Linked DNA regions of Homo sapiens: region 2 is linked to region 1. Evidence: chromatin loops called from intact Hi-C (ENCODE). Cell type or tissue: breast epithelium. All regions are shown on one strand. Each heading gives the region's core, and the rest is flanking DNA. Links, peaks and the distances in the headings are about the cores only.

The links. Hi-C counts contacts between places; a loop is a spot of excess contacts. Peaks named below come from ENCODE experiments on the same cell type or tissue, not always from the same donor. Only the 100,000 strongest peaks of a DNase experiment are listed, where the experiment ranks them.
Region 2: it touches region 1 in a loop (15-fold over the local background); 1 of 110 quality-filtered maps calls a loop at or near these places.

The regions. Positions count from the first base shown.
Region 1 is chr1:84,916,128-84,932,790 of GRCh38, reverse strand. It overlaps MCOLN2 (mucolipin TRP cation channel 2), which reads left to right. Exons shown (of 14, transcript NM_153259.4): 12 at 1,223-1,429; 13 at 3,112-3,233; 14 at 6,070-7,208. The coding sequence ends at 6,106. Among named protein-coding and RNA genes, the nearest start is that of LPAR3, 31 kb to the right of the region's middle. In breast epithelium, for the core only: no CTCF peak of the experiment used is centred there; no DNase peak of the experiment used is centred there.
Region 2 is chr1:84,369,580-84,386,242 of GRCh38, reverse strand. It overlaps the pseudogene UOX. Among named protein-coding and RNA genes, the nearest start is that of DNASE2B, 21 kb to the left of the region's middle. In breast epithelium, for the core only: no CTCF peak of the experiment used is centred there; a DNase peak (open chromatin) is centred at 10,754; H3K27ac peaks cover 3,788 bases.

The sequences.
Region 1 (16,663 bases), core at 8,227-12,226:
TTGTGTTGACATCACAGTAGAGTAGTAAGGGTGGATTGGAGAAACATGTGATAGGAACAGACAGGCCTTAGAAGACTGAAAGCGGGGAAGAGTAATCAATTCAACACAGAGTTTTAAGGACTTAATTATTTCAGAGTAAATGTTTCTTTGGTAGGAGATTGGAATCACTGACAGAAATAGGGCAATTTAGAAAAAAAAGTTCATTTTTCTGGTTAGGGTGGTGAAAAGTTTTGTTTTGTTGGCATTTTCAAGGAATGGTCTGTTATATAACAAATGCCAGCTGAGCACAGTGGCTCATGCCTGTAATCCAAGCACTTTGGGAGGCTGAGGTGGGCGGATCACCTGAGGCCAGGAGTTCGAGACCAGCCTGGCCAACATGGTGAAACCCCATCTCTACAAAAAAATACAAAAATTAGCCGGGCTTGGTGGCAGGCACCTGTAATCCCATCTATTTGGGAGGCCGACACATGAGAATCGCTTGAACACTGGAGGCAGAGGTTGCAGTGAGCTGGGATTGCACTGCACTCCAGCCTGGGTGGCAGAGTAAGACTCTGTCTCAAACAAACAAACAAAACCTACAAATGCTCTCTAAGTGTAGAAAACATAAGAAGATGCTTATGTTAATTAGGAGAAAAACCAGGATCTAAACTTGTTAGATCCTGGTTTTAGATATATAAAAAGTACATAGGGAAAAACTGTGGGAATTGTTAAGAGATTAACTTTGAGAGTATGGAGGGGTGTGTGTGTGTGTGTGTGTGTGTTTTAAAGAGACAGGGTCTCGCTGTGTCCCCCAGGCTGCAGTGCAGTGGCAGAAGCTTGGCTCACTGTACCCTGAACCTCCTGGATGCAAGAGATTCTCCCACCCCAGCCTCCTGAATAGCTGGGACTACAGGCATATCACCATGCCCAGATAATTTTTGTACTTTTTGTAGAGATGGGGTCTTGTAATCTTTCCCAGGCTGGTCTCAAACTCCTGGGCTCAAGTGATCCTCCAACCTTGGCCTCCCAAAGTGCTGGGATTGTAGGGATGAGCCACTGTGCCTGGCCCAGAGGGGGTTTTTGAATAATGTTTTCCTACTTCTTATGGTGTTCTAGCATCTTAAAATAAGTAAGTTACCACTACTACAATGACAAAAACAATGTTAACAAAACAAGCTAACTAGATATCCTCTGCTTTTTAGAATACTCTATTTCAGAAACTAGTTTTTATTTCCCCCTACAGTTTGAAAATCTGAACACAGTTGCTGAGTGTCTGTTTTCTCTGGTCAACGGTGATGACATGTTTGCAACCTTTGCCCAAATCCAGCAGAAGAGCATCTTGGTGTGGCTGTTCAGTCGTCTGTATTTATATTCCTTCATCAGCCTTTTTATATATATGATTCTCAGTCTTTTTATTGCACTTATTACAGATTCTTATGACACCATTAAGGTAAGTAATTATCAAAATTTGCTGCCAAAAAATCACTGCAAATTCTATATAGATTATAGGAAAATACCACATTTTAAAAACTTAAAATATTACAGTTCAGATTTTGAGGTTTTGTGGACAAACTTTTTAGACGCTGGAGATGAATTTTAGGGCATTGTCCCTGTTACCCACAGCAGGGTGGATTGGTTTGGAGGGGTGGTGGGAAAGAAAAGGGAAATGGGGTAAGCATGGGTTGAATGGGGTAAGTCAGGTAGTCAGGCTGCTGGTCTTAGCCCTGACAGATATACCTGCCAGTGTGGCTGCCTGGAACTTAGGATTGAGTCATAAGTTTCAGGGATGAGAGGTGACCGGCACCCTGACAACTCTCAGATATTGCTACAACTCACACTGGATAATACAGCTACTGGCATGGTGCAGGCTTCCTTTAAATTATGAAAACTAAGGCTTTTGTGACTGTTTAGCTTCCTGCTTTCTTAAGCTACCTGATGGGTTCTGTATCCTTTCAGACTAGGCCATTTAACTGATTTGTGGCTTGAAGGAATTTCACTTCCTTGGGTGCTGGTACCTTATTCACAGCAGATGGTCATGCTTAGAAAACCCTGCTTCAGGGTCAGTGACTGAAAAACCAGGGGTGCCATGCCAGTGCCTTTGTCAGGGCTGTTTTCTGCTTAACCACTTTCTCAGAATAATGCAGAAGAAACCCAGTCCGCTACCTTTTGAGTGTGTGGGAAGATAAGTAAGTGTTCAGGTGGGAATGGTAGTTGCCTCTCGCATCAGGGTTTGCATGGAGAAGGAAGAGGTGCACACTCCTGCCACAGAGATTCATGTCTTTGATGTGGCAATGTCTCTGCGTGGTGGGGGCCAAGCCTCAGTGTTGAAGTAGGTTATCTCATTAAGCATGAGGGGAGGGAGTCTTTGTGTCTGCTTGGAAAAAAATCTCTCTTCTGTTCCACTAAGCGACCAACTTCCATAAAAGTAGAGGAAATAATGATTACTTTCCAAGCAGAGTCTACATTGCCAATGTGTGTGTGGAGTGGGAGGTCTCATCTAGTCTTGCTGTTAGCATTAAAAGTTTAGACTTTTTTTTTTTTTAAAAAAAGAGAGAGGGTCTTGCTCTGTTTCCCAGGCTGGAGGACAGTGGTATAATCCTACCTCATTATAGCCTCCAACTCCAGGGCTCAGTCGATCCTCCTGCCTCAGCCTCCAGAGTAGCTGGGACTACAGGTGCACACCACCATGGCCAGAAAATTTTTGTATTTTTTGTAGAGATGGGGTCTCACCATCTTGCCCAGGCCAGTCTCAAACTCCTGGGCTCAAGCGATCCTCCCTTCTTGGCCTCCCAAAGTGCTGGGATTACAGGCATGAGCCATCATACCCAGACTAGACATTTGACTTTTGATTATTTCCTTCATTACCTTTTTTTTTTTTAAAAAAAACCTCTCCCTGGCTCTTCTCTGCTTTCTTTCTGAAGTTTTTCTTTGGATTGTTCTCTGTTCCCACAGTGGCCCTGCCTTGGTGTTCTGGGACTGACAGATTGATTCATCATTGTAAATATCAGTTCTTGGATCTGAGCTAGCAATGTGGGAGAGTTTTATTTTAGCAAAGGTGGGCTTGGTTTGTTGACAAAAGAGCAATTTCTCATGCCTTATAAATAAGGTAACAACATTGTGTACTTTCTAAAGAAATTCCAACAGAATGGGTTTCCTGAAACGGATTTGCAGGAATTCCTGAAGGAATGCAGTAGCAAAGAAGAGTATCAGAAAGAGTCCTCAGCCTTCCTGTCCTGCATCTGCTGTCGGAGGAGGTCAGTATCATGTTTATTCTCCATGCTCCTGAGATGGGCTGTTCTGTTGTCTTAAGAAAGAGCCCCTCCAAGATTACCATTACATTCAGAGACCAGCTTATCATGGGAAATAATTCACCTTTCTTTTCTTTCCTCCCACTGAAATTGGCTTTAGAAATGAATTATTTCTTCTAAAACAGGGTTATGTAGAAAGCTACACGATGTGATTGGAATCTCTTAGAAATACTATAAGACTCTTAAGAGAAGGCATAAATTATGTCCTTAAAGTCAAGAGGCTGAACTCTTAAGTGGCCCAAGTAAGAGGTCAAAGCTCTTATTTTTAGAGGTGAAACTCTGGGAGTGTCAGAGGTGTTTTCCCTTTTCACAGTATGTGGTACAAGCAATCTTTCTTGATGAGAGCAGGAAACTTCCTTGCGAAGAGGCTGTCCAAGTGCTTGCTTATCCGTGCACACCAGTAGCTCTTCCTTGCCTAGCTGTGCTTTGCCTGTTGTTCGTCAGGACATGTAGAGAAATGGTCTAGACCTCAGTGGACAAAGCATATTACATAGTGATTTGTGGACTAGAATGGGGTCAGGTGAAGACAATTTTTTTTTTAATGTGCCTATGTTTGCTTTCATCTGAAGTCAGGGGTGCCAGTTTGTAACTAAAAGTATACCCTACATATGTTTTTTCTTTTTGGAAGGACTCTGTAACCCAAATTCCTGAAGGAAGCTATGAGAACATAATTGCTATTTAAAACCACAGGATGCATTTTTCTGTTAATCAATTCATACAGCATCTTGGGACTTACAATGATATGACTGAGCAGATCCAGAGAATGTCTGGTAAATAGAAAATGAGATCTGAGAAGAGTTGTTTTCAGAATCACACCTTTTTTTCTCAGAGCATTAAATTGTTGCTGTGAAAGCTGGGATAAAGGAAATTAATTTTCTTAATAGGCAGCTGCCTCCTAAGAGGTACCTTGTATAAGGAAAGTCTCTCAAAATCTCTTTTTTACTATAAGGGGGATAAACTTCATTGAAAAATGTAGTCATGAATTCTAAAAAGTAAACGATAGGTCTTTGGTGTTTGGACCTTGGTTTGTGCCACACAAAGTCCTGGGAGGTTGTTAAATGTTTTGTCATGCAGCCCTATGGAACAAGTGAAAGATTTAAGGCGTGGACCCCAAGACGTTTGGGTAAGATTGGGTCTGAGTGGTGAGACGCAAGGAGCAACAGCAGCAGACCATTTGCCCTAAAGTGTGCTGAGGGTTGTTGAGAAGATGCATGGTGAGACGGAGGGTCTGCCCCTCATGAAGAGTGAAAGAATTTGAGGGAACAAGAGAGCCCACCAAGGAGATCAACTGAAGAACTAGGATGATGAAAGTTTTGAAAAAGAGGATATCAAAAAACAAAGACAGGTAGCTGTAACTATGTTTGGCCAAACGATGGTCCTGAGTGAAGTCAGCTATAGCAATTTCAGTGGAATCATCAGACCAAAGCCTAGATCCCAGGGGGCTTGCATGGACCCTGCAGAGTGAATGAAGGGCCTAGGCTGTGATGGAAGGAAATGGATTGTAATGGGGCCTTGAGAACAAGTGATGGCTTTGACTCCATCTAAAATTAAGTATAGCTTGATGTGTTTAAAAGCTAGGAATGGGGCTGGTTATGGTGGCTCGTGCCTGTAATCCCAGCACTTTGGGAGGCCAGGGCAGAAGGATTGCTTGAGCCCAGGATTTTGAGATCAGCGTGGGCAATGTAGTGAGACCCCGCCTCTTAAAAAATAAAATAAAAGCTAGGGACAGAAGAATGGACTAAAATTGAGGAAGGCTGTGAATGGAGGCTAAAGATGAACATAAAGATTCATCTCTGCAAAGATTGGTTTTTGTGCCCCCTGTCTGGTGACCATGACAGATGACACCTGCTATCCCAGTGCTGCTTCCTGCAGAGCACGGCTGTGGTCACTCTTCAACAAAGCAGTCCAACAACCAGCACACATTTGATTCTCCTTTGAGTTTTTGACAGAGCCTCTAGCCTGAGCATCAGAACACCTGGGTTTTCATTTTGGACACTGCCATTAACCAAGTGTGTCCTGTGACCTCTCCTAAACCTCTTAGATGGACCAGATGACCTCTGAAACCTCTTCCAGTTCTAAAGCGATGTGGTTCTTTGGAGAGAGATGCTTGGTTGAACAGATGCAGAGTTAACCTTTACCTTCCTCTATTGCAGTGAAGGAGGAAAATTGGCTGTTCTAGTAATTTATAAGGCCTTGTTAGCGAAGGGACACAGAGATTCTTTTTTTTTTTCCAGAAACAAACCAATGTATTTATTGAGTAAAACCTAAATGTAACATATATTTTTCTTTTTTTTTTTTTAATTTTACTTTAAATTCTGGGATACATGTGCTGAACGTGCAGGTTACATAGGTACACATGCGCCATGGTGGTTTGCTGCACCTATCAACGCATCATCTAGGTTCAGCTCTGCATGCATTAAGTATTTGTCCTAATGCTCTCCCTCCCCTTTCCCCCTACCCCCCAACATTTCCCCGTGTGCGATGTTCCCCTCCCTGGGGGCATGGAGGTTCTTAAGAGACAGGTGACTCCTCACAGTGTTTCCAAAAGCATCTGCTCAAACCTCAAACAGTGTACATTGCCTTTATTTATTTATTTACTTATTTTTTCTGAATGTTGGTAAATAATCAGAATACCTTGCCTGTCTTAATTTTTCTTCCTCTTCTATGTTTCACTCAACATGTCTATAATCTACGGGCCTAGAATATAGAGTATTCCTATTGCTCCTCAAAGATGTTAAAGTATTGTATCTTTCCTCTTTTCTTCTTTCCCTTTCTGTTACAGGAAAAGAAGTGATGATCACTTGATACCTATTAGCTAAAGTTCTGCTAAAGATGATTAAAGTTCAGGCATCCTTATCCAGCGGCTGAGCAGAGGAACCCCAAATGACTTGGACAAGCAGTTCCAAAATGACTCTCTTATTTAATTGTGGAGTGGGAAAGAGGACTCACAGTTAGCCAGCTGACCATGACTGAAGTTCCAGCTTTACTTTTTATAAACTTGAATGATAAAGAATAGACCATGGGCTACTACTGGGCATTAGTGCAATATAACAGCGATAATAAAATTCTCTATTAGTCTGTTAATTTATGACATGATCTCGGAATGGAAAAAGATCATTTCAGAGTGTGCGAAATAATAGTCTTTAACCATGTAATTAAATATGTGTGTTTATTGTCAAATAAGGATTTGTTTTAAAGGTGATTCTTGGGTTTGAAGACATTTGTTAATTCATGGTCTGTACAGAAATGAAGCTGGTTGCAATACCAATCTAGAGAGTCCAAGCTGGTGAACTATTAAGCTGTTTAAAGATCACCCTTGGCCTGGCACAGTGGTTCACACCTGTAATCCCAGCACTTTGGGAGGCCTAGGCAGGCAGACTGAGCTCAGGAGCTTGAGACCAGCCTGGGCAACATGGCAAAAACCCACCTCTACAAAAAGTACAAAAATTAGTCGGGCGTGATGGCAGGCATCTGTAGTCCCAGCTACTTGGGAAGCTGAAGTGGGAGGATCACCTGAGCTCTGGAGGTGGAGGCTGCCATGAGCCATGATCGTGCCACTACACTCCAGCCTGGGTGACAGAGTGAGATCCTGTCTCAAAAAAAAAAAAAAATCACCCTTAAATCAACAAAAAGACCTCATGCTCATGCAGTGGACATTTCTTGGCCTGTTTTCCTGTGGGTTTTCTTCAGCATGATATGAAGCAACTGTTGGCATAGCCAGTGGGATAAATAAGAAATGGAATCATTTGGCTGCCTCGTCACTTGTGCTAATGGTCAGTTGTACACACATGACATGTGGAAGTGACCTGTAGCAGCGGTCACTCATTTTAACAATTGAACTCTGCTGGGTTGGGTATTTACCTTTGTCTAGAAAAGAAATATGATATATTTTCTCTAAATAAATTTATTTTCATCATTCCATATGGCATTCTTACTATTTTATGCATTGTCTCTAAACAACTACCTAATGAAACATTCAGATCACATCTCTCTTAACCACTTGGTCTCCAAAAGGGATTTCCCAATTTCTTAAAAGCAGTGAAGGATATACAGGGGCTAAGATATAGAAGTTATTCAATAAATATTTATGATGATAGCTTGAGAGATGAAGATCACTTCATGCATAGACTTATTTCATACCTGAGCTATCTCAGTGGCCAACTATTTAAAGTTATTGGTGAAGAGGAGAATTTGAATTAAGCAGGACCCTCCTTCCAGGGCTCTTCCTCTTTCTCCTTGGCCTCAGTCGCCCTCCCCACAAGCCCCTACCCAATTTTCCTTCTCATGTCACCTTCCCCCTCCTTGCTCTGACCCCATCTTCATATGCCTGCACCAACTATAGGCAGGGAAAATCATGCAGTTAATACCATTAAAGTATATAAGAGAGTAGATGACTCATGTCTACACACAGAGTACTTTGCTAAAATTATTTTAAACTTTCTTTTTTACAAGATATGTGAAGAGTTATGTTTGATTTTTAAACTAAGACACCATTAAACTGGTGGTTCTGGGGTCATTTGCCTGACCCAAGAATCAGATACGTAATTGGACCACTTGTTAACTTCTGAGTATATTGTCATATACTTAGTTTTGTCTCTGAAAAGAACTGCTATTTTTTTTCTTTCTCTCTTTTTTTTTTTTTTTAAACAGAGTCTTGCCCTGTTGCCAGGCTAGAGTGCAGTGTCATGATCTTGGCTCACTGCATCCTTTGCCCCCCAGGTTCAAGCGAGTCCCCTGCCTCAGCCTCCTGAGTAGCTGGGACTACAGACATGCACCGCCACACCTGGCTAATTTTTTGTATTTTTTTAGTAGAGATAGGGTTTCACCATATTGGCCAGGATGGTCTTGATCTCCTGACCTCGTGTACGCCCGCCTTGGCCTGCCAAAGTGTTGGGATTATAGGCGTGAGCCACCACGCCCAACCCAAGAATTGCTATTAACATGGTGAAACCCTGTATCTACTAAAAATACAAAAATTAGCTGGGTGTGGTGGCAGGCGCCTGTAGTCCCAGATACTCAGGAGGCTGAGGCAGGAGAATCGCTTGAATCCGGGAGGCGGAGGTTGCAGCGAGCCAAGATCCGGCCACTGCACTCTAGTCTGGGTGACAAAGTGAGACTCCATCTCAAAAAAAAAAAAAAAAAAAAGCTTTCATTTGTTCTGCAGCTGTGACTGCCATTTGAATAGAAGATTAATGATGGGTTTTCATGCTCATATTATTCTTCTATTGGCTTTCATGTTTTCTTTTATTTATTTTCCCTCCAGCTGGACAAAACAGTTTTAGAAAGAAAAATGTTTTTCAGGGTTAGCTCACATCTATAGAAACATTGTTTTCTCCCTTTTTAATAATGTTAAACAATTGTCACTTTATCAACTGTATTGTTATTTGGATTTTATTGAACAATGTTGTCTCATAATTCTGCTAATAGATGCATCTGGGATAAATCATTTTCTCTCTTATCATAGGCCTCCACTTAGAGGGTTCCCTGTGAAAGTTAGGAGACACATTCTTTCTGCCTGCTGGTTTCATTCTGGGATCTCCAACCCTTGAATTTAACTCCTTGGCTTGTGGTGACACAGTCAAAACCATATACAACATCTTAAAGCTTTTTCACTTGAGCTGGTAGGAGAGAGTGTGGGCATAAGAGCCATCTAGACAGACTTGAGTTAAAATTCCAGCTTAACCTAACTTTAAGGCCCTGAACAAGTTACTTTCTTCCTCTAAGTGATGATAAACCTCAACCAAGACTGGCACTTAAGTCACATAATTTATGCAGAGCCTGGTATTGAATTCATTCCTGAGCTGTTATTTCCCTTTGATTCTCTAACATGTTTGCAATAGTTTCCATGGGACCATGGAATAATGCAGACACGACTTTGCTTCTGCAACCTGTCTGCCTCAGCTGTCCTCTTCCTACTGCTACCTGAGTCTCCTTGGACAGGTCATGCCATGCATAGATTTCCTCATCCATAAAATGGGATTATGAGGATTGAATGAGTCAAACGTAAAGTGCATAGAATAGGGCGTGACTCCTAAGTGCTCAATGACTATTAGCTCTTCAAAAAACATGTCTTACTAACATGGTCTACAAATGTACAAATCTGTTCATCTGGGCCAGCCAGGAAGATTTTTATTTTATAATGCACTCACCACACACTTCTGGTGGACTTTGTTCTAGTTAGAACTTTAAGTGTGCAAAAGTCCCCCATCCAGTCCTGTCCTGGAGGCAATGATCAGTTCAGCCCTAAGAAGCTCACACCTAGCCATAGAGGAGCAGCAAGGAGAAGCAGCCTAAATGGCTGGGGCACAGCTGTCAGTCCTGATGGAAGAGAAAAGGTCCAGGAGGTGCACAAGCTGTCACAAAGCCTCAGTCCTTCACCCTGGGTGAGACCCTCAGTCCTCTACTAGGACTACCCCCTTAACCAAACTTGTCAGAATGTATAAAATTCAGGCCCACTTCCTTCTCAACCCATTGCTGACTCAAAGTGGTGAATGCAAAAGAGTGAGAGAGGGTAGTTAGGAAAAGCTCTTCGTGCGATTCGAGGCACTGTCCCCCACTCCTGCTGAGGACCTACACTCCAACAATTGTAAAAAGGGTACACTGATCCAGTGGAAGACCACGCTTGGAATCATGGGTTTATGAAAAGCACAATAGCCCAGCCTTTTGATCTAGGGGTAGCCAGTCGCCCTCTTGTCCCTGTGGACCTTCATGTAAAAATGGCCCAGCACTGGCCGGGTGTGGTGGCTCACGCCTGTAATCCCAGCACTTTGGGAGGCCGAGGCGCATGGATCACAAGGTCAGGAGATCGAGACTATCCTGGCTAACACAGTGAAACCCCGTCTCTACTAAAAATACAAAAAAATTAGCCGGGCGTGGTGGTGGGCACCTGTAGTCCCAGCTACTCGGGAGGCTGAAGCAGGAGAATGGTGTGAACCCAGGAGGCGGAGCTTGCAGTGAGCCGAGATCGTGCCACTACACTCCAGCCTGGGTGACAGAGCAAGACTCCATCTCAAAAAAAAAAAAAAAAAAAAAAAAAAAAAATATATATATATATATATATATATACACACACACACATATGTATATATAGCCCAGCACTGTATTGATGTTCAGGGGCCTTTCTAAAGTCATTGGAAACGTATATTCAATAAACTGCCACCATGGTCTTGGCCACAGAGTTGTTTCTTGACAATATCAAGAGCTGTGATGCTTACAGGTACGATTCCAGATACCTGAACAATTCACTTGTGACAGCCACATATTGCAGTAACATTAGACGAATAGACCTCATTTTACTGCTAATCAGCTCCATTTTTATTTTCTTGTAACTTGGGCAAATTTTATTTTTGCTTTGCTTCACTTGAAGTTTGAACATTTTAACCATGTAGTCCCTCCTTGTTCACAGAGAATATGTTTCAGGACCCCCAGTACAGGCCTGAAACCCTAAACAGTACTGAATCCCATACAGGTTGAGCAACCCTAATTCGAAAATCCAAAAGCTGAAATGCTCCAAAATCTGAAACTTTTGCTGACATGACTCCACAAGTGGAAAGCTTCACAGCTGACCTCATGTGATGGGTCACAGTCAAAACTTTGTTTCATACACAAAATTATTTAAAATATTGTATGAAATTACCTTTAAGCTATGTATATAAGGTATATATGAAACATAAATGAATTTCATGTTTAGACTGGGATCCCACCCCCAAGATATCTCATTATGTATATGTTAATATTCCAAAAGCTGAAAAAATCCAAAAGCTGAAACACTTCTGTTCCCAAGCATTTTGGATAAGGGATACTCAACCTTTATATATTATGTTTTTTCCTATACATACATACCTATGATAAAGTGTAATTTATAAATTAGGCACAGTAAGAGATTAACAACAATAACAAAAAATAGAACAATTACAATAACATACTGTATTAACAATGATAATAAAATAGAACAATTATAATAACAATATACTATATTAATAAAATAGAACAATTATAACACTATACTGTAATAAAAGTTATAAGGATGTGGTCTCACAAAATATCTTACTATACTGTATTCACCCTTCTTATGATGTGAAATGATAAAATGTGTATGTGATGAAGTGAGGTGAGTGACACAGGCATTGTGACGTAACGATAGGCCACTACTGACCTTCCAATGATACATCAGAAGGGGGTCCCAGATCATTGAGCCATGGTGATGTCAATGGTTAGATGTCAGGAGCAGACGATGTTGATGACTAATGGATGAGGAGCATCTCAGCATGGACACATTGGGCAAAGGGAGGATGCACGTGCCAGGATGGATGGGATGGGACAGCAGGAGATTTCATCACACCACTCCGAATGGCAAGCAATTTAAAGCTTATCAAGTATTTATTTCTGGAATTTTCCATTCAATATTTTCAGACCACGGTTGATCTCTAGTAACTGAAACCACAGAAAGTGCATAAGGGTAGCCTACTATATTGCAATGAGGTTGAGTCTTTCTCTACCAAATATCTAGAATTTCACACAGTTTGTAAAGCATGCATGAAGTAGCTCTTGCATGAAGAGTAATGAGGACCTTACAGGCTAAACCCTAAACACAGCATTCTGGTATCAGGCACTTGAGGAAGGACAATAGGCACAGGAACAAGAAACTGCTGGTCCTGTGTCTTGATGCAGGTGCTGACTGAGCACCTCTGCTTTTCCTTCCTACAGTTGAGATGTTCCAGGCTCTGAATACTGCTGACATGCAGGGCCAGCTTTGTGGCTGCGTAATCCGTGCATTCTCAAAGAACCTTGTGCTTGGCTTAATGGTCCTCCATCAGTCTTGAAATTCTTAATATTTCTTGAACAAGGGACCCCACATTTTCATTTTTCAGTGGGCCCTACAAGTTATGCAGTGAATCTTGATGATAGGATTATATAACTCAGTGATTAAAGCATGGTTTTTAAAGAAAAGCCTAGGAACCCAGGAATGTACTTTTAAATTTAATAAATTTAATAAAAGAAAAGCATGAATCTGAGTTGGCATTGCTTTTTTAAAAAACAGACTTTTTTTAGAGCAATTTTTGATTTACAGCAAAATTGAGAGGCAGGTACAGAGAGTTCTCATATCCCTCCTGCCCACACATGTGCACAGCCTCTGCCATTATCAACATCCCACACCAGAGTGGTATATTAGCTACAATCCAACCAATGAATGCTGCACTGGCACATCATTACCACCCAAAGTCCATAGTTTACATTGTGGTCATTCTTGGTGTTGCACACTCTGGATTTGGACAAATGTATAACATGTATCCACCATTATCGTGTCATAGAGAGTAGCTTCACTGCCCTAAAAATCCTCTCCTCTGCCTAGCCATTCCTCCCTCACCACCACCCCATACCTGAACTCCTGGCAACCACTGGTCTTTTTACTGTCCCCATAGTTTTTCCTTTTCCAGAATGTCATAAGGTTGAAATCCTATAGTATGTCGCCTCTCCAGAGTGGCTTCTTTCACTTAGTGATATACATTTAAGTTTCTGCCACGTCTTTTCATGGATTTGCTTTTTAACAGGCATTTGGGTACACCATTTTCCTCTGTCCTCACAAATAAGTGGCTGTGGCGCCACTTTTTGCCTTACAAAGATGGAGATCAGACTTCTGTGTTTGGTGATATTGATCAAGGTTCCCACATTGTGCCTGCAGGCTGGGTGCCGAGCTGCTTTCCTTTGTCCCATGCCCCACCCTCCATCAGTGAAAAGCCTCATTTTCTGTCTTTCCATTTAATGTTTTACCCTTAACTGAGACTTGGTTTAGAGTGATTCACATTCTGAACTCAAGCATGTTTGCCCAGTTGCCATATGACCTCCAGCCTTGTTAGGAAAAACAATACAACTCGTGATTGTTTTACTATGGGCTCATTTACAGCAAGTGCTACTGCAAACCAGTGCATGAAAAAGATGGCAAATGCTTCTCTTGCCATCTGTCTCTGCCAGAGAACCAGGGAGTGAATATGAAGCTAAACGAGTTACAGACAAGCATTTCCACACCACCTTACACAACAAGGACAGCAAAACTTTGACTTCTTAAAGACATCTGGAGCTACTGGCTATGGTGAATGGGGGAGACAATTTATTAGGGTGATGTATGTTTCTTAGTTTCTAATGATACATAAATTATCCCATGAGCCATGATACATATGGCTTAAAGAGAATTTTAAATGAAAGTAATTTTTTTTCTAGCACCACTAATTGCCTAGCAGCAGTAAATTACTCATCTCCCACGGCCTATGGGCTGTGGTCATTACTCTGTCCTCGAGGTTGAGTGGATGTCCCCCAAGAGGAACATTTGCTCTGAAAAAGTGAATTTACATCCTCACTTGTGAGCCCACTATGCTAGGTCTACAGAGGGAGCAGGTATTAATCACGCCTTTCGGACATAGCACTGTGTTTGTGCCCTCCTACATGTGTTATTTATGATAGCAGGACAGTGGGTTGAGTCTTAGCTCTTGGTTTGCCTTTGGGGGAAAATCAGAGTGCTGCTATCAATAATTAATTTCGTCTGGCTGGTTGGGGGGCAGGGAGGCATGGTTTGAAAGATAGACTTAGCTAATAAGCATGGAAGTTTCCTAGGTGACAAGTTAAACAAGGGAAGTGATAAGCATCATTAGTTTTGGGAAACACTAGGTAACTACATGATATGTAGAAGGAGAATGATGATGCTATCAAAGACCATTAACTCAGCATATTTTTGTTGATTTCCACTACTGTGATAAGTACTAAGGATGCAAGGAATGAGTGAGAAGATTCCTGCCCTCACCAAGTTTGGTGTCCAGTGGGAGAGAGAATCACAGAAAAAAACAAAGATAATACAAGGTCAGCCCAAGGTACTACATGAGAGCAGAATGGAGATAGCTTCTGCCTGCCTGTTGAGGAGACTAGACAATGCTGGAGCTTAGATTTGAAGAATATGTTGTATTTGACCAGATGGCCATGGCGTGGGATGGCCATGGCGTGGGATGGCCATGGCATGGGATGGCCATGGCGTGGGATGGATGAGGGTAACAATGGCAAAGGCCTGGACATCAGAGAGAGAACCTGGTCAGTTAGGAAAACGATGCTTTGGCGTGGTCAGCGTATAGGCTGTATACAGGGAAAATGACAGAAGACAGGACTAGAGAAGGGACAAGGCAAGGCCACAGGAGTATGTATGCCATGAGAGGGAGGGCTTTAGACCTGAGAACTGCATGACCAGAGAGGGCAGAACTGTGGAGGATGGGTTGAGGTGGAGGGAGGCAAGCAGGGAAATCAGTCACAAAGCTGCTGCAGCCATCCAGATTAAAGAGAGAGAGAGAAATGCCATTACCCTGTAATTAAACACAATCACAAACATAACGAGAAATTTGCCTTAAAATTATCTCTCAGAAATACACTAGATTGGCGTGTGTGCATGTATATATATATATAAAATATGTATTATATAACATATGTGTATGTATTGTATATGTGTGTGTATATATACGTGTGTGTGTGTATATACATATATGTTTTATCTATCTGTATATACTGTTATCCCCTGATATCCATGGAGGATTGATTCCAGGACCCCTGTGGAAACCAAAATCCATGAATATTTAAGTCCCTAATGTAAAATATTTGCACCTAACCTACACATATTTTCTCATATACTTTAAACCATCTCTAGATGACTTATAATACCTAATATAATGTAAATGCTAAGTAAATAGTTGTTATACTGTATTCAGGGACTAATGACAAGGAAAAAAAGTCTGTACATGTTTGGTAGAGATGCAACCATACATTTCTTCTGTTGGGTGAATCCACAGATAAGGAACCCATGGATCTGGAGGATCAACTGTATATTTTTGTTTCTCAACTGTATATTTTTGTTTCTCACAAGACTTTTCTGCTAATTACCCTGTCATTTTCTTAAGGGCTAATGCTTTTGAACTATGCATTTGGAGGGGAGGGTCTCCTTTCATAGCTTCTATTATTGAGAAATATACATTTGTTAGGATGAATGGGTTGAATGCATATTTCCATCACATGCATATTGCCTCTTCTCACAATTTTAAGAAAAGAAGCATATCCAAGACTTTCCGTTTCTGCATCATCCCTTCCCCATTACCCCTATACCCACACACTCTGAGATGCTCTGACCTTGGCCAGCAGCAGTTTTGTGTCTATTAAGGTGTCAAGACTTGGTGTAACCACTAATAAAATCTGTATTCTGTATTCTGATGCTTACAAACTGCATAGGGACTTTATAAGGACTCCATCCTACCCTCAGCCTCCCACCTGTGACCACAATCAAGATTTGGGAGTGGGATCACAAAGGTTTAGAGCCTAATGAGGCTGCCTGGGAAAGGAGGGTCTTGCAAGTAAATGCCAGGAGGTGCTTTGCCTCTGCTTCCCTTAGGCTAGGGCGGTGTGTGGGGGTGGGCGTGAGAAGACTGAAGGGGAGGGGAAGGGAGAGTGAACTGATGGGAGGGACGCTGAGACAGGATTGCTTTGTGCCCACTCCTACGACTGCCTTCATTTGGAAGGTGGTAGTAAATACAGTCATGTTGGAGGAATGTTTCTGGACCAAGGTAGCCTGAGACTGGGGGAACAGAGCAAGGAGAGTGGCATGGCCCCCATCTCACAAGAAGAAAAAATGAAGTTGTAAAAATGCCTGAGTGCATGTGGTACTGATCTGCCTTTTTCCATCCAGACCCTGCAGAGATGGTCAGCAGTTTGTGTTGAGACCAGTCCCAGTGATGCTCCTTCCGACTCTCCCAGCCCCAGCGACTGCACCCCATGAGGATTACAGGTGGTAAGCTCCTAACATTTCCTTAATTAAAACCCATGTATGCCGGAGGTTGCAACTTTTTGAATTTTTGCATGAGTGAAAAATCAGACCTTGGCAATGACCTTGAACAGTAGGATATAAATAACTCCCACATACTTAGTGTTCCAATAATGGAACACTAGGCATAAGTAGGTTTAATGTACGGAACATATGGGGTGCAAGGACAGAAAAAACCCATCAGGAATTTCCTCATTTCTCCAAGCCAGGTCAGGGGAGCCAGGCTGGACGTTGGCGTTGAGGGAGAACTCTCGCCACCCTGCAGGCTTACTATGAAGCAGGACACCCATCTCCAGCCCTGAGGGGCACAAAAGGCAGACTGGCATAGACCCCGTAAGGTTCAGCTCTTGACAGTGTGCTCAGAGGGCTAAGCCACAGCCTTAAGGTGATCCACTCCAGCACAGTGACCCTGCACGACCAGTGAGGCACTATGAGGGGATATCAACATTGTCCAAAGTCATTTCTGAACAATGAGCCACAAAGTCCTGGTTTGATCTCTGGGGAAAATGCATTTCAACCTCAAGCCAGAATA
Region 2 (16,663 bases), core at 8,417-12,416, 550 kb after region 1:
TCTTTCCCCGACAGTCTTGTAGTTCTTACTGAGATCCCTTGAGTCTGCTCCTTTGGTTTTCTTATTGACCCTTTTCTTCAGCATGAGTCCCCAAATGTTGGGCCAGAGGCTTTTCAGAGGCCTCTCCAAGAGTTTTCCTTAACCTCTCACAAGAAAGAACTGAATTCAGATATCTCAACCCCCGAGGGCATGTTCAATGACCAACAATAGCCTGCCCTGCCCAGCTCTATCTCCAAGATTGGAGGCAGCCTCCCACCCCCTACTTTAAGAACAGCAGTACTTTCTGACTTTGGCTAGTATTCTTAAATTCCCCTCAGAGGGTCTGGTGATTTTTTATTCAAATAGATATTTAGGCAGCCCTTAGTACACCTGAACATCCTAAGTGTGATTTGCAGATGAGGTTCCTTCTTTGTCTCCTACCCAGACTCTCACTGCATGCTGTTTTTCATTTACTTTTATTTTTGTCACCTTCTTTCATTATCATTTTAATGTTCAATTTCTGTGCTAAATAAAATAAGGTTTTTCTGTTCTTCTGCTCCCTCCTGCCTCTTTCCTCAAACACCAGTAAAGCCCAGGGACAAATCTTATGGATTCTACCAGTGGAGATGAATGTGTTCACTAGCCAAGGCTCCAGCTTCAGACAAGGGTAGTAATGAATCAATCACTAGGCTTTTATTAAGTGTCTCTTCACTAAAAGCATAGCTCTTCCTGCAGCCAGACAGCCTTGGCTCTGCACTCCTGAAGGTAATCTGGACCCTGTCACTAATTACTGTTCTTCCCGGCAGCAAGTAGAAAAGGCAATTTTCAAATTGTTTCTATTGATCACAGGGCATTTTCTCCAGAATGTCACTCTCTATAAAAAGGGCATGCAATTATTTCCAGGTAACATAGTGAAGATATTTTATAGAAGAAAAGCAGTTCACCTACTGGCCATTCTACAATTTAGAGTCAATAGACTTGAGTGCAAATCCTGGCTCTGTCCTTTACTAGCCGTATGAACTAGGGCAAATCACTTAATATCTTTGAAACTCACCTCCTCCCTCCATAAATGGGAATATTAATTCCCATTTTACACTGGGATTATAAAGATTTTACAGTGCTATTACAAGGATTAGGTTAGTGGGGATTAAATAAAACAGTACAGTTTTGACCCAGGAGGTCCTATTAATGTATTTATTATTATTATCAAAAAAGCCCTGTACCTGTCAGTCTTCAGAACAATCTGATATATTTTCATTTGCTGCATGGGATTCTCTTTTTCCTATACAAGTTCTCATTCTTCTTCAAAAGTAGAATGTGATATTGCTTCCATATATACTCTGAATCTCATCTTTTACAATTGTATGATATAATGAAGGTTTAAGTAAATTTCACCTAACTTTTGGCTTTCATTGAGCCTTCTTCAATAAGATGCCTGTGTTTTCATTGCAGAATGATGAGGTGGAGTTTGTCCGAACTGGCTATGGGAAGGAAATGGTAAAAGTTCTCCATATTCAGTGAGATGGAAAATATCACAGCATTAAAGAGGTGGCAACTTCAGTGCAACTTACTCTAAGTTCCAAAAAAGATTACCTGCATGGAGATAATTCAGACATCATCCCTACAGACACCATCAAGAACACAGTTCATGTCTTGGCAAAGTTTAAAGAAGTATGTGTCATTCTTCTTAGATGCCGCCTATCTTGATGCAGAATTTGCCATAAAACAGCATGAAGTGTTACTTGCTTATTTCCAGTTCCCTTTGCATTTTAATCTATTTTTACATTTAAGCCATTTTTTAAAAAAATGTTCTTTTCTAGCCTAAAGGTCTCAGGATTGAAGAAAACTTTGCAGAAAAGCAAACAAACACACAAACCTCACATCTTTGTTTCCTTGGCTCTTATCTCACTGCAATCTTTTAGGCAGAGAATCTTATTGGACAAAATACATGTTATCTCTAATTAGAATCAAAGGAAAATCAAGGTCCTGAAAGAATTTCAGAATAGAATTTTACACATTTTTGTCATGCATTTCTTTGAGTCTTACCATTTAGTTTTTATTTTTTTAGAATGGTGTGCATTTATAGAAGAAAATATCATTTCACTTCTTGTTATTAATACAGAAGAATATCTTGAGTATGAGATACATTTATTTTTATTGTTGAAATCTATTTTCCAAATTTTAATGCCATTCTAACTTTCCCAACTCTATTACCACTTACTGTTCATATACAGTGGTTATTAGGACTTTTCAAGAGAGACTTAGATCTGATAGAACTGATATTTTAGCATTTCCAGCTCTGGTTTCTTTTTTCTTTTTTTTTTTGAGACAGAGTCTCGCTCTGTCACTAGGCTGGAGTGCAGTGGCGTGATCTCGGCTCACTGCAACCTCCGCCTCCTGGGTTCAAGTGATTCTCCTGTCTCAGCCTCCCAAGTAACTGGGACTACAGGCGCCTGCCACCATGCCCAGCTAATTTTTTTTTTTTTTTTGCATTTTTAGTAGAGATGGGGTTTCACCATGTTGGCCAAGATGGTCTCAATCTCCTGACCTTGTGATCCACCTGCCTCGGCGTCCCAAAGTGCTGGGATTACAGGCATGAGCCACCGTGCCCGACCCCACTTATGGTTTCTTTAAGTGTGAGTGAAGCTATGCTGGGTCACCCAGATTTCTGGGCAATTCAAGCTGATTTTTTTTTTTTTTTACTTGCCATGAAGTCTAAAAAGACAAGAAATGTAGACTGGAAAGCTTCTTTTCTCATGTTTTCTCATGAAATCCATACCCATAATTCATTAAATGAACAAACATTGCAATATAATTTCTGCAACTCCTATTTTTACCCTGAACCTTTCTCTTGCTAATCAGAATGACCCAGCAAACATAGATGGGGCTATGGAAAAAGGTACTGCATTCTTTAAAAAAATCGTTTGAAAGTAGACCTGTGCTGTGATATGGACAAGGGCCAGGTACAACAGATTCTTGTATTTCCTGTACTGTGTAGGAGTTTGCAGAAAAGTGAAGAATGGACCTGAATGTTAAAAACTACTTAAAGTCATTCATTATGGATAGAGTGATTGTATAGCTTCTTATCCAAACCAGGACACTTTTGAGCTCAAAATAGGATGCTATTCGTAATTATTCTGGGCCAACAGGTATAAAACAGAACTATACTGGGGAAGCCTGTACAAATACTTCACTTTAATTATAGGCAAAGCCATTAATAATTTCCAGACTGTGCTAAGACCATAAAATATTACCTAGGGATTAATATGGAAGCTGCATTATGGGGGTGGAGAGCTGGGATCAATAGAAGGACTGTATGCAAGGTAAGGAGTGAGGTGGCCCTTCATTAACATTTTTCCTTGGGAAAATGGGAAGCCTCATAGAGTTTAGAGTGTTGTGGTGTGCTGTGGTTGATACAAGTGATGACTGAACGCACTGTGAGAAGAATCTGAATGTTAAGTTATTTTTTGCTCATCCACTGACACATCCTCTCCTGCAAAATGGGTTTCTTTTAAAAACGAGAGTCTCACCTGGTGATGGTGATTATTAACTTCATTTGGGAGCTCTAATAAAAAAGTGAGATAAACACCTTTTTCTCTTGAGGTAGACTCTATTCTCTGCTTGTCTAGTTCTAAAAAGCAATTCATCAGGAAAGAGAACATCATGAGTAATATCAAAAGACAAAATTACAACAAGTTTAGTTATAGAGTGAATTGGTTTTTATTTACCATTGGGGCAGCTTCTGTTCTACAAAAAAGAGTAAGAGCTTCCACTGGGCATTGGGTTTTGTAAGGTGGGAACAAGAAACAGAACAATGGAAAAAAAAACTGATTGGTTAACATCGGGTTTCAGATTACTTTTTTAGTAAGAGTTAAAGCAGAGGGGACTTCCTTATCGCACTGACTCAGATAGACTGGAATCTCCTGTTTTCAGGAAAAACTGGTCTGTTTTGGTATCTATCTGCTTCCTTAAAGCTTCAATTTGATTATGTGGAATTTAGCATAAGTGACTCCATTTTGGTCTGGTCTGTTGGGGTCTAATGCAGGAGCTTAGTCCAAAGCAATGACCTCCCATCGTTTCATTTAACAGTATTTATAAATTATTTTTAAATGGGACAATTATTTCTGCTTTGAAGCATTTTGTTTCTTTTTACAAATCAAAAGCATAGAAGCCTTTGGTGTGAATATTTGTGAGCATTTTCTTTCTTCTTTTAACCATGTAATCCGAGCTCAAGTCTACATGGAAGAAATCCCTTGGAAGCATCTTGGAAAGGTTAACTCACTTATTTGTGCTCTCAGTTTAATTAAAGAAATTGGCTTTATGGCATGAACTGAAATTTTCCTGGAAATAATTTGTTTCCCTAATTTTCAGAATGGAGTTAAGCATGTCCATGCATTTATTCACACTCCCACTGGAACACACTTCTGTGAAGTTGAACAGCTGAGAAGTGGTAAGAAACTATTTTTCATGCTTTGATTATATAGTAGCAACTTCAGGGTGGCTTTGTTTTCTTTTTTCTTCATTTCTTCTAAACAATGCTGTTTACTAACATGGAGGAAAACTGTAGAGACTTTTTAAGGCTTTTAAATCTGAGATAGAAATGAATATTGTGACTTTGAATTATATTAAAGAATTATCTACTTTTTGTCTTAAAAATATAAAAATGAAATAATTCATTTTGCAACAACCCTGGGGATTGAGTCAGGCAAATCATTTTTATTACCAGATTTTGAGGTAAGGCAAAATAAAAAAAGGCCCAGCCTGAAAAGAACGCAAATCTCTGGATTTTCTGACCAATATTTTTTGTGCCACATCATGTTACAATTATAGTAACCTTCATAGGAAATATTTACTAAATAATAGTCAAGTTTTCCTGAAATTTTATTTTGTGTAATAAAACCACTAATATTGTAATTCCTATAAAATGCATCTCATTTAAGATAGCAATGGCAATTATATAATTCTATTTCCTAAGAAATTTCCAAATTAATTATGAAACATAATTATATCATAGGTGTTATTAGTACTGATAACTGAACTTAGCAAATATTAAAATTTCCACAGCTTGTATTCCACAGATTTGTTGAGCTTGTCAGAGCAGAGTTCAATAATTGGCTAAGAGTTAGGCTAGAGGACCTCTAAGAACCATGGAGACAAAGCTGGTAATAATGTCTTTATCCCAGTAAAAAAATAAACTTTACTGATTGTTATAAAATGAAAGGGTGGACTCTAAAATTTTTCTATTTTCTTTCCCTCCCCTCCTTTACTCTTCCCTTTTCTTCTTTGCTGTTGCCTTCCCTTCCCTTCCCTTCCCTTCCCTTCCTCCTTAGTAGGAATTTGAAGTGGCATCTAATGAATATCAGATTTATTATAAGGTTAATAAAATATAAGATCCCTTCTCATTCTGAGTTCTTTTGGATAATGCCCTCCTTAGAAAGTTCTAGTGTATTAGCTATTTTTAAATATTTTCCACTATGTGAATTAAAGTCTATACATAACTAGGGCCTTCTCAACGTTTGATAAACAGTTATAAAGTTAATGTTATATAAAAGAGACTAAATAGCTGTTGTATTTGGTTAAAAAGATGATCTTTATCACCCAGATGTGTAGTCATATGCTATATTAGCTTTCTGAGCTATTTGTTAAGTTAAATTGGAACTAACTTCTTTCTTTCCTTCCCTCCTTTCCTTAGCCCTTCCTTCCTTCCTTTCTGTCTCTCTGGTTCCTTCCTTCTTTCCCTCTCCTTTCTCTTCCTCCCTCCCTCCCTTCTTCCTTCTTTTCTTTCTTCCTTCCTTCTTGTCTTAGATATGTGGCTTTGGAGGAGAAAGAAAAGTTTCCTGACTCAATGTTATCCTACCCAAGCCTCATTAACTACCCTCATAAAACTAGAAACTCGAAATCAGCTCTGCCCAACTGAAATATAATGCAAGCCATATATATAATTTAAAATTTTTTTCATAACCACATTAGAAAAGCAAAAAGAAATTAGGGAAATTAATTTTAATAATATATTTTATTTAAATAACATCAAAAATATTTCAGTATGTAATAAGTATAAAAATTACTAATGAAGTATTTTACATTCTTTTTACAAAATTGTCTTTAAAATTCTGTATTTTATATGTGTAGCTTATCTCAAGTTATGCTAGCCATAATTCAAGTGCTTAATAGCCACATGTGGCTTAGTGGCTACTGTATAGATCAGCATAACTTAAAACTGCTTTTCAGTGACGTTTGGGATGCTTTTTTACATTTTTTACATTTTTCAATAATGTAAAATAACAACAGCAGCTAGGATTAGGCCTCAAGAGAGCTAATTAACAATGAGAGCATTTATGAAAAGTGCTTATGTCATTCATTCATATACTATTCATTCAACAACTAGATTTCGAGGCCCTATTATGTATGCAAAGGGCTGTAGGTAAAGAGGGGAATAAGATGCTCCCTGACCCTAGTGAGACAGATTGACTGCAGTATGAGAGGCTAGAGACTATGATGAAGGGATAAAAGGCATGCTATGGGAACTGAGAAGTGAAGAAACTCTTTCCAGAGCAGTCTGTCTGGAAGGCTTGACAAAGGAGGAAAAAATATTCCATTTGACTTTTGAAAAATGATTCAGAATATGCTGCGCATTAAAGGAGGAAAGGGAATTACACGCAGAAGAAACAGGATACATATGAGTACAGTCCATGAGGAGTGAAAGAGGGGAAGTAAAATATTTTGAGCACTTGCTTCATGCTGAAGACTATGCCGGGGAAGTAATTTATTTAACTGTGGAAAGGGCAAAGCATTTGGGGGACAGTAACAAATTCAGTGGGTCTGATTTCTAGAATGTAAGAAGGGAGATGAAGATAAATAAGTTGGTGGTTTGGGCTGGAATCTGAAGGGCCTCATGTGTTATACACAAGTTTAGTATAAGATGAAGGCAGTTTTGCACAGTGGTTAAGCAAGAGGCCTTGAGGTCAGAATGAATCATTTGAATTTGAGCTCCACTACTTAATAACTTTGTGATTAAGAGCAAGGTTACTTATACTACACTGGTGGGTTTTAATTTGTAAAACAAGGATACCAGTGCCCACTTCAACAACTATCCAGAGAAACAAAGGAGATAAATGCTAATTTATTTTATTAAGGCATTTAGCATAGTACTTAGCATAGTACTTGGCACACTAAGCTCTCCTTAACTAATAGCTATAGTTATTGTTTAGAATGACAACAGAGAACCAGAGAAAGCCTCTAATGGTCAGATTACTATGTGCATGTTTTTGTTCAGAAACTCTGAACAAGGTATGGTGACAGATTAAAGAAACAGGCAGTAGTGAGACATTTGGAGACTTGCAAAGATGAAGTGATGGGGTCTAAACTAAAGCAGTAGAAATAGAGCTGGAGAGACTGAGAGGTTGTGGGAAGCATTATGTGAGACATTTTTGAAGTGTAATCAATAGGTCTTAGTGGTTGATTAGAGATGGAAGATTGGAGAGAAAGAGGAGTTAAAATTGACCCTAATCTGGGAGGACTGGGCAACTGACTAAGGAGATTACACACAAGGGGAAGTTTTCAGGTGGGAAGCTGGTGAATGTGGGACTATGTGATGGAGATAGATTTGGGGCCCATCAGCAGATTGGTGGTAGGTGAAGCTACAGCAGATTGGTGTTAGGTAAAGCCACAGGGAAGAAGGACCATTCCAGAAAAACACACAAAGTGAGAAGAGTTTGAAAGAGGAGATGGCCTGGGAAAAATTCCCCACTGTAAGGGTTGGGCAGTTTAAAAACTGAGACAGAAGAATGTTTAGAGAGATAGAAGGAAGACGAGGGATGATAGTGTCATGGAAGCAGAAGAAAAAGACATTTCAAGAAATTAGGGATTTCTGAATTACTGGGGAACAAAGATGCATAAAAAATAGGCCCATGTGCAGTGGCTCAGCACTAGAAGTTTACTTCTTTTTGCAGAAGTCCAGTTCAGTGTCTGTGTGGGGGGCTAGGGGGGTCAGGGGGATGCTGTGCTCCATGAAGTTCTTCAGGAACCCAGGTTGATGGCAACTTTATATTTGTAATCCTTACTTTTTGGTGTCACCTTGAAAGTAGACCCTCATACCAGACAACCAAAGAAAGAGCTTAGAGGGGCAAAGTCCTTGAAGCGTAAGCTCCCGGCCTGGAAACAGCATGGATCATTTCTTCTGGAGAGAGCTCAGTCACATAGTCACACCTCACTGCAAGGGACACTGTGAAATGTCATCTAGCTGAGTGCCAGGAGGAAGAGCAAGTAGATTTAGCCTCTGCCATAGGAGAGTTAAGAAGTTGGGGTTCCGAGAGGACTGATGAGAAACTATGTAGTCAGTAAATAGGCGTCATTGGTGACTTCCCAGAATACTTTTAGCAGAGCCAGGGAGGTGGAAGTCAAGTGGCCAAGTATAGGGCTGTGCTGATCATGAAAAGAAAACGGACTTCTCTTTATATCCTGTTCTTTCCAGGAATGACCAAGAGTTGCTATCAGCTTGAATTCTAATCACCTGGCTGCAGCTGAGTGGAAAAACTAGCCACCATAATCAGGTTAAAACTTTTTCTTTCTGCAGAAAGCTGCAAAGCTTCAGGGTATTGAGATCATTGTGGCAGTGTTCCCAGAAGCTCCAGCTTGACTCATCTAGAGTCCAGCCCCCAACTCCCCCTCTGATTTCATGCAGGGCTGGCAGGGATTGGGGTAGCAGAAGAGATATCTGTTGCCTTAAGTGTATACAGGTATGTGTGTGCACATGTTTATGGGTGTGTGTATCTTTCAGTGTTGTGTATATGAAGATGACATTTCTACTCTGTCCCTCTTTGGAGAGTAGGGATGTATGCTCTTTTGGTAGCAAAGTTTAATTCTTTATTTGCTTATTATCCAAGAGCTGAAACTGTAGGAATCGTAATGTGAGAGAATGTTACAATCATTGTCATAAGAAATGCCCTTGTAAAGGCTTAACTAAAGAAAATAGTAATTATATTATACACACACCACTCACAAATTCACATGGGGAAGGCTATTGTTACAAACACCTGAGTAGTGCCTTTGGTGGGGGACCGGCTAGAATGGTAAGACTTTTGCCCCCTCAAACACATGTGCTTATTCACACGTTCAGTCACGCCACTCCCAAAAGGACTCTTCCCAGGAGGAGGTGTGACTGAGTTTCTCCCGATGGACTATATTCATTCTTACTTAGCAAATGAACAAACATTTCTAGAAATGCTGCTGAACCTCAAGCACCACTTTAACCCCTGGGAATTGCTCTAAAACTCCCATTACACTGTTTCTTCCTAGTGGATCTTTTACAGCTACATCACTAGGCTGTATTTTAGTTGTTTCAAAGCCTACTGATTCCACAGGAGAATCTGGAAGAGAGAAAGAAATTTGTTTGCCCAAAGGAATGAGGGCTGGTTTTATGTTTGTGACTTCTCAAGCCCTGAGAGGAGAACTAGGCCCTATGTGTATGAAGCAGGCTGTTGGTTTAGGTATCATATGGCATTGAATCTTCAGAACTCTTTCTATCAAGTATCAGTGAGAAACTACAAGCTTAACGGAGCTGTAAGTCATTGGTATGATTGAGTCACTAATTTGAACTAAACTGACCCCCAAACCTCTGCACTATTTGAATTATAACTCACAATTTCTTCAGCATCAAATTTCTCCCATTTGACACTAATTATGAAATTCAGCTAAAGCATAGCTAAATAGAGGAATGGAAGATGGAGAAGAGGCCTCAAATACTAGATTGTGTCTTCTGATAGTGAAAAATACTTCCTATATTTCTATTGACATGAAGGGTAGTGAGGGTAGGGGGATGGTTGTAAGGAAGGCAACTGATGAAATCCGACCTGGAGGAGAACAGATTTAAGAGGTGACAAGATGGGCAGATGGAAGAAGTGAAATGGGAGAAGTGGGAGATCCAGGACAGAGATGGCTACTGCCAAGAAGTCTGTTTATGTCGTTTTGATATCAAGACTAAAGTGCTCTTCGGTTCCTCTGTAAGAAAAGTTCTTGGCAGATTCGTGGTCTTTTAAAATGTTCTTGGTCATCACCTGGTTGTACAAAAGCCCAGTTAATTTCCTACCATCTGGATGATGTCATCTCTTTCCATCCACAGTTGCGCAGAGGGAGCTTTCGCTCTTCCTGCATGAGCTAAATGGACTCTCCAAGGCAAATATTTAATTGATCTTTACTTTTTCTGGCACTTTACAAGTTTGAGATTTTCTACTAGAATGATTTAATATGGTTTTAAAATATCTGCCTTTCAGCTATTTGTGTCCTTTTTGGAGGTGTTAAATGTGGAAGCAATTATCCTCTTATGACAAGATCTTTTTCTTGGCTCAATAAAGCTTTGTGCTTTGTGACACCTGATGCGTAGGTAAGGAATTGGGCTTATTTTCTATTAATTCGCAGTGAGTTTCTTTCCCTTAGATAGCTAAAGGGTAGGATGTATGATTCTCTGAGAGATAAGCCACAATCTGCTAAGTGTGTAGGAGGACACTAAAAGCTGGAAAAGATTATGTTCTAGCAAAGTGAAATGTGAAAAATCTTTCTTTTGCATTACTCCATAACCAAGGCAGAAAAACAAAACAAAACAAAGCTGATTAAGTGATTTCATGGGGTGTAACCTAGAAAAGGACAGTTTTTGAATTACTTCTTGTTGGTCTAAATGGGAATCTTTTTTAGAGTGTGTTAGGCATCATATTTTTAGTTGATGGGCCCATGATTTTGAAAGCCTCAGGTTCTTACCAATGTTCAGAAAGCTGGGGCACCGCCAACAGAGAAGATAAAATAAGCTCTCTGATTTCATCCAGCATGTCTAATGTGTGCCAGGGAAAAATTCTTTTAACATTCAGAGAATAGTTTTTGTTGTTGTTGTTGTTGTTTTTAATAGAATGATGAGAGCACCAGAGTAGATGGTGTGTGTTCTGCCAAAACTGTGGCAATAGTTAATTGTCTTGGGGAACATGAGACATTTTATTCTGTGTGAAACTGATGCCAAGACACATTTTAAAAATACAACTGCTGTCTCCGTTTTTAGATTCCAGTGAGAAAGCAGATCATTTCAAAGTGGCCTAGTAGGACTGACATTCGCTTAAGGTCAATAAATCTTATCCCAGGGCTGGAGATGGATAGGACGGCACATTAGAAGTAGTTTTCAGAACCCAGTAAGACTTTGTGAAACATGGGAAATATTTATAAGTTGTTGAAGTCATTGGGAAAAAGTCAATTATGGCAAAATCATCATCATCACATTTGTAGAGCACTTTCGTAGGTCAGCAATTCTACTAAGTTCTTTATGTGCATCCTCTTAGACATGTGGCAACTCTAGGAAATATGTATGATTATCGTCTCCATTTTACAGATGACAAAATCAAGGTAGAGAGGGGTTAAATAATTCCCTCAGGAGCATAGAGCTCATAAAAATGGGGGTTGAGGATGCAGGGAGAGCACTGGGATTTGAGTTCTAGGAATCTGAGTCTCAAAGCTGTAGATTCAACCACTATGCAACATTGCATCCAGGAATCCTTTTATGGTTAACACCTTTGGAGGAGCCAAAGTTTGACTGGCTTACATGGATGCCAGCAGTCAAGGCCAGATGAATAGGAAGAAAACAATGTAGATAAAGTTTGTCTTTGGTTCTTTTTCACCTTCTTTTCATTCTCCTGCAAGGGTTTCTGCTACTCATTTTAACCCCACTCCTGATTGCAAACCCATGTTTCATTTCTATAGGATTTTGTTTTCTAGAAAGGCTTACCATGGGAAGTAGATTATCATAGTACCTTACAAAGGCTTAAGGAGTCACTTCTTTAAGGGATATTTATTTGCATTTCAATAGGAAATGTTTAAGGAATACAAAGGTTTTTAGATACATAGGAGCCAACTCTAAAAATGATTATTCAATCTCTGTTTCTGACCAATGGAGATGGTATTTTTCAGGCAGGGGGCTCTATCTGAGGTCCTTAAAGCACGCTGTGAATAGAAGGTGGCAACCTTGTCTCCTGGAAAGGCCACGTATAGAACACAAATGGGGAAAGGGTCAAAGGAAGGAGGAACCATTGCATAGATGGGAAGTGATCCAAAAAGCAGGAAGAAAAGCATGGGATCTCATAATGTGGTGCTGAGTTTAAATTCCACCTGTGACAGTTTCTAGCCATGTGACTATGGGCAAATGATTAAAAGTCACCTACATTAAAATAACTGCTTTATAGAGTGTTGAGAACTAAGTAAGATAAAGACTGAAAACTGCAGCAACCAAAGTCATGTCTACAGAGAGGAGGTTCTTAGCCAAGGTTAACACCCTTCCTTTCACCCCCTGCCACACTATGTGTGAGTTGGAGGGGACCAGAAAGGGAAATGGTAAAGACTGATGGGGCTGAACTGTCTAGAAAAGAAAGATACTAAATTGTGCAATGCTTATTCCTTGACATGAATCAATCTTGCTAAACTCATTCATTCATTCATTCAACAGATACTTATTGATTGTTTCTGTAGTTCTGCTGGGTTTGAGGCTTCCACTCACTGCATGTAGCAATGCTGATTTTGTGAGATCATGACTTCATACATTTAGAATCTGATAAACCCAGCCAGCTGAAGGCTTTAAGGCATTGTTGGTATCTTTCTCTTGCTCCTTCTTCAGATGTAGCTTCCAGTAAGTACTTCGGAAAGTTAAACAAGGATCATTTCCAGTTTCACCGCATTATCCTGGGACACTCTGCACAGAATATCTTCTTTAATCAGGACATATTTAATCAGCAGATCTACCACTAACCACTGGCTATTGTTCTCTCTGATAGGAGTATACTGAAGCATGGAAAAACAGAAATACAGACTTTATTTACCTACTTTTGAAACTCCACAGCTCCTGAGTTAACTGTAGCAATAGAAACCACATAGGTGATGTAAACCATTGGATTTTTAAGAGCTTCCTTGGATTTTAATTGAGGATCATGAGTTATATTCTTGTTCTTCAACTAAGACCATGTGTGTGGTGATACCTGACATCTCTGGCCCTTGATTTTTAGACTGAACAGTCCAAGAAGCATAGATATTGGTTGGAACTAACAAAGAGACTGAAAAGAGGTGATCTTAATAATCGTGCCATGGCACTTTGCTATTAGGGTTTGCCAAGTGCTCCCGGAATGTCCCCAATCCTTGCCAGCCTGTGCAGACAAATAAAGTCATAGTGATGTTAATATTGTTCTTTTTTAGATGATGCCTGTCACCCTTCCACCTGCCCCATTACCTTATGAAAGCACAGCAGAGACAGAAGGAGAGCCATATCATTCCCTCCATTGTTTTCAACTCTCCCTTCTCTCCCCCCAGGTACCCATGAACCAAGTTCGTCCCTTCTCCTTCAGCAGAAAAAACAAAAGCCTTTATAGATATCAACTTAGGCAGATCTATCCCTTGTGAGTCACCAACTCCATCTTCCCTGTCTTATTTAGGCTCAGCCAGGCCCACGCTGCTACCCATTTATGAAGTTGCCTGGTTTTGCTGAGCTGATAACCGTAAGGGAACTGGGATGCTGGGATGCCATCAGGGCTTACTGGAGATTGGGATCATCAGCTACTGTAGATGATCAGCATGAGGACTACCCCCAGTAAAGGGGTCACAGTAGCAGGTAGAGGAATGGCTCTTAAGGGCCGTATTAACACATTTCAGCATGATCACCTGTTGGAGGAGATGGAGCTCAAAATACATAAGGTGAGTTGGCCAAGAAGACACTCCCGCTTGTAGTTGAGAGGAATGTATTCATTTCTGTGGCCTTCAATACGGAATGGAGGTTATTCTTAGACCTTCAGATTTTCGAGGGCAAGACAGGGCAGGGAGTCTTGGAATCCAGATGGAAGCAAAGGCACACCATCCTCTTCACTTGGACTTCAGAGGAAATAGGATGACAGAAAACACGGGCGGTGATGTAGTTTTTGTACAGAATGTGTCATGTTTTAATGACCAGGATCCTCTGTGCTAGGTATCAGCAACAAGACACTGTTTATGACCTCAGCCACTCTTGACTTTCTACTTGAAACAGGACCCCAAGTCATTCATTCTGGAATCAAAGACCTCAAGGTCTTGAAAACAACACAGTCTGGATTTGAAGGTTTCATCAAGGACCAGTTCACTACCCTCCCTGAGGTGAAGGACTGATGCTTTGCCACCCAAGTGTACTGCAAGTGGCGCTACCACCAGTGCAGGGATGTGGACTTCAAGGCTACCTGGTATGAACACGTGCATGTAGTGTCTACTCTTGTCCCAGGGGCCCAGACTTCATAGAATCTTAGATGTAAAAGAGAAACTTAGAGGCCATTCAACTCAACTTCCCACTATTCAGAAATCCCTTCTGTTTATTCAATTTATTAAATTGGTGGTTCTCAAACATGCATGTGCATCAGAATCACACAGAACCAGAAAATGAAGCTTGCTGGGCCCATCCCCAGAGATTCTGATTCTGTAGGACTGAGGTGGGGCCCAAGAACATGCATTTCTTGCAAACTCCCAGGGGATGCAGATGATGCCACTGGACCAGGGACCACAGTTGAAGAAACACGGCATCAAATGAAGAGAATATCTGGCCTTACTACCTCATAGTGATGCAGAGAGGGCTAAACGAGGGTGACCAACTTGTTGTAGTTTGTCACGGACTTCCTGGTTTTAACACTGAAAGTCCCATGTCTCAGGAAACCTCTTGGTTCCAGGCAAACTGGGATAATTGGTCAATCTAGGCTAAACTCAAAATGATATGATGTTCACAAAAGCATTTTATAAGTTATAAATGCCTTAAAAATATTGTTAACTGAAATAACAGAGAGAGATTCTACAAAGATAATGAATTTATTTAGGAAAACACGGAATCTGCAAATTTGTGGGCTGCAGGAACCATAGGCATATCCTAAGAGGTTGAAGCAAGGGGAAGCTTTTAAAAGCAAAAGGAAAAAGTGTATGTAATTTGTTTTCAGACAAAGAGAACACTGGTTATAGTGGCTATCGCAGGAATTGACGCCAGCTCATTAGTGAAGACTGTGGCAGGCAAATGTTCTTGTACATCTGGCTAGCTGTCCTTGTGACTCACGTCACGAGCCACTGTTTGAAAAGTCCTTTGCAAAATTGTTGTTACAGGCATATGTACATAAGAGCCCTTCAGAGAGTCTTTGCAATAGTTCTTACAGGCATCTGTGCCTGAGGGCCCTCCCTCAGCTTCCTGGCTTTATTTATTTATTTCATTAGCATCTGACACAAGTGACTCCATTTTGATTCTGACAACTCACAATATAAAGGTATGATTATTGTTATATCCTGACAGGGAGTAATTAGGCCTCTGAACTTTCAGAACTTGCTTTTTGATTAGGTATCTCATTCCTTTGCTAAAGCTCTTTTAGAAATTTCTACCCTACCATAAGCTAGAATCTGCATGCATACCCTTCCCCCACCACCCACTCCCACAGCTGTCCCTCCCACTAGTGTAGTTTTTCTCTGCTTCTTTTATTATGTGATAGGTTTTTAAATGCATGATGAGAACGTTACCTCAGTCTTCTTTCCCTTTTATTTCAAGTGCTCTCCATGGGCAGCAGCCTGATGTATTTATGTTGAAAAGAGCTTGAAATTGAACATGCCAGAGGCAGGATAGTACTGTAGGCTGGGCCTCCTTCTAAAGAGAGGGACTTAGAGCATATCATGTAACTTTTAAGCTCAGGTTCTTCTTCTCTAATTGGGGATAATAATAGTACCTACTTCAGCTATATTGAGAGAATTCAATGACATCATCACATAAAATGCTTAGCACAGAAAAATCTGTCTAACCTAAAAAACACAGAGTCTGGCACAGAGCAAACCCCCAAATGTAACAATTCAATGAGCCAGCCAAGCAGAGCAGCAAGATGGTGAGAATACTTGGGAGTCTTCTTCTTAGGTTCTTCAAACATGACGGGAAATTTACCCTAAAATGCCCACTGGGCCCTGGTGCCAAACTATGAAGACAGTCTAGTGATGCTCAATATGTTTGTTGAATGGTGTATGTGTGTGTGTGTGTGTGTGTGTGTGTGTGTGTGTGTGTGTGTGTGTGTGTAGGGGAATGGGAAGTGAGGTGTTTTGTTTTTGGCATTGCAAGATACTAATATCTTCTAAAAACATCAATAACATTGTTTTCTGGGGGACAGACAGGTCACTGCTTCTTAGCTTCCTAACACATTACTAAAATTCCTTTCAGTATCCTCAGTGACCTTCTTTGTGTTTTAGGGACACCATTCGGGACCTTGTCATGGAGAAATCTGCTGGGCCCTATGACAAAGGTGAATACTTGACCTCTGTGCAGAAGACCCTCTGTGATATCCAGGTGCTCTCCCTGAGCCGAGTTCCTGCGGTAAGTTCTGTCAGTTGCCATTCTGAGGACTGGGAGAACGTGTGTCTTCTGTCAGCTCTGAGAAAGAGTTGAGAGTTAAAATAAGAAAGTGGAAGACACATGAAAAATGACATCTGTTGTTGTTCAAAAGCTTGTTATAGCAAGTGAAAAGAGAGCAAAAATGGAAAAATCTGTCTAACCTGAAAACACAGGCCCCTGTTGTAGTCCTTGAGTTTTGTTGAAAATTCTTTGAGTCCCTTCAACCTGCCACTGATTTAAGCCTCATAGTCAGGACACTTGAATGCCTTGAGGGAGAGGGGTAATTAGACAAAGGTTCTGTGTTTC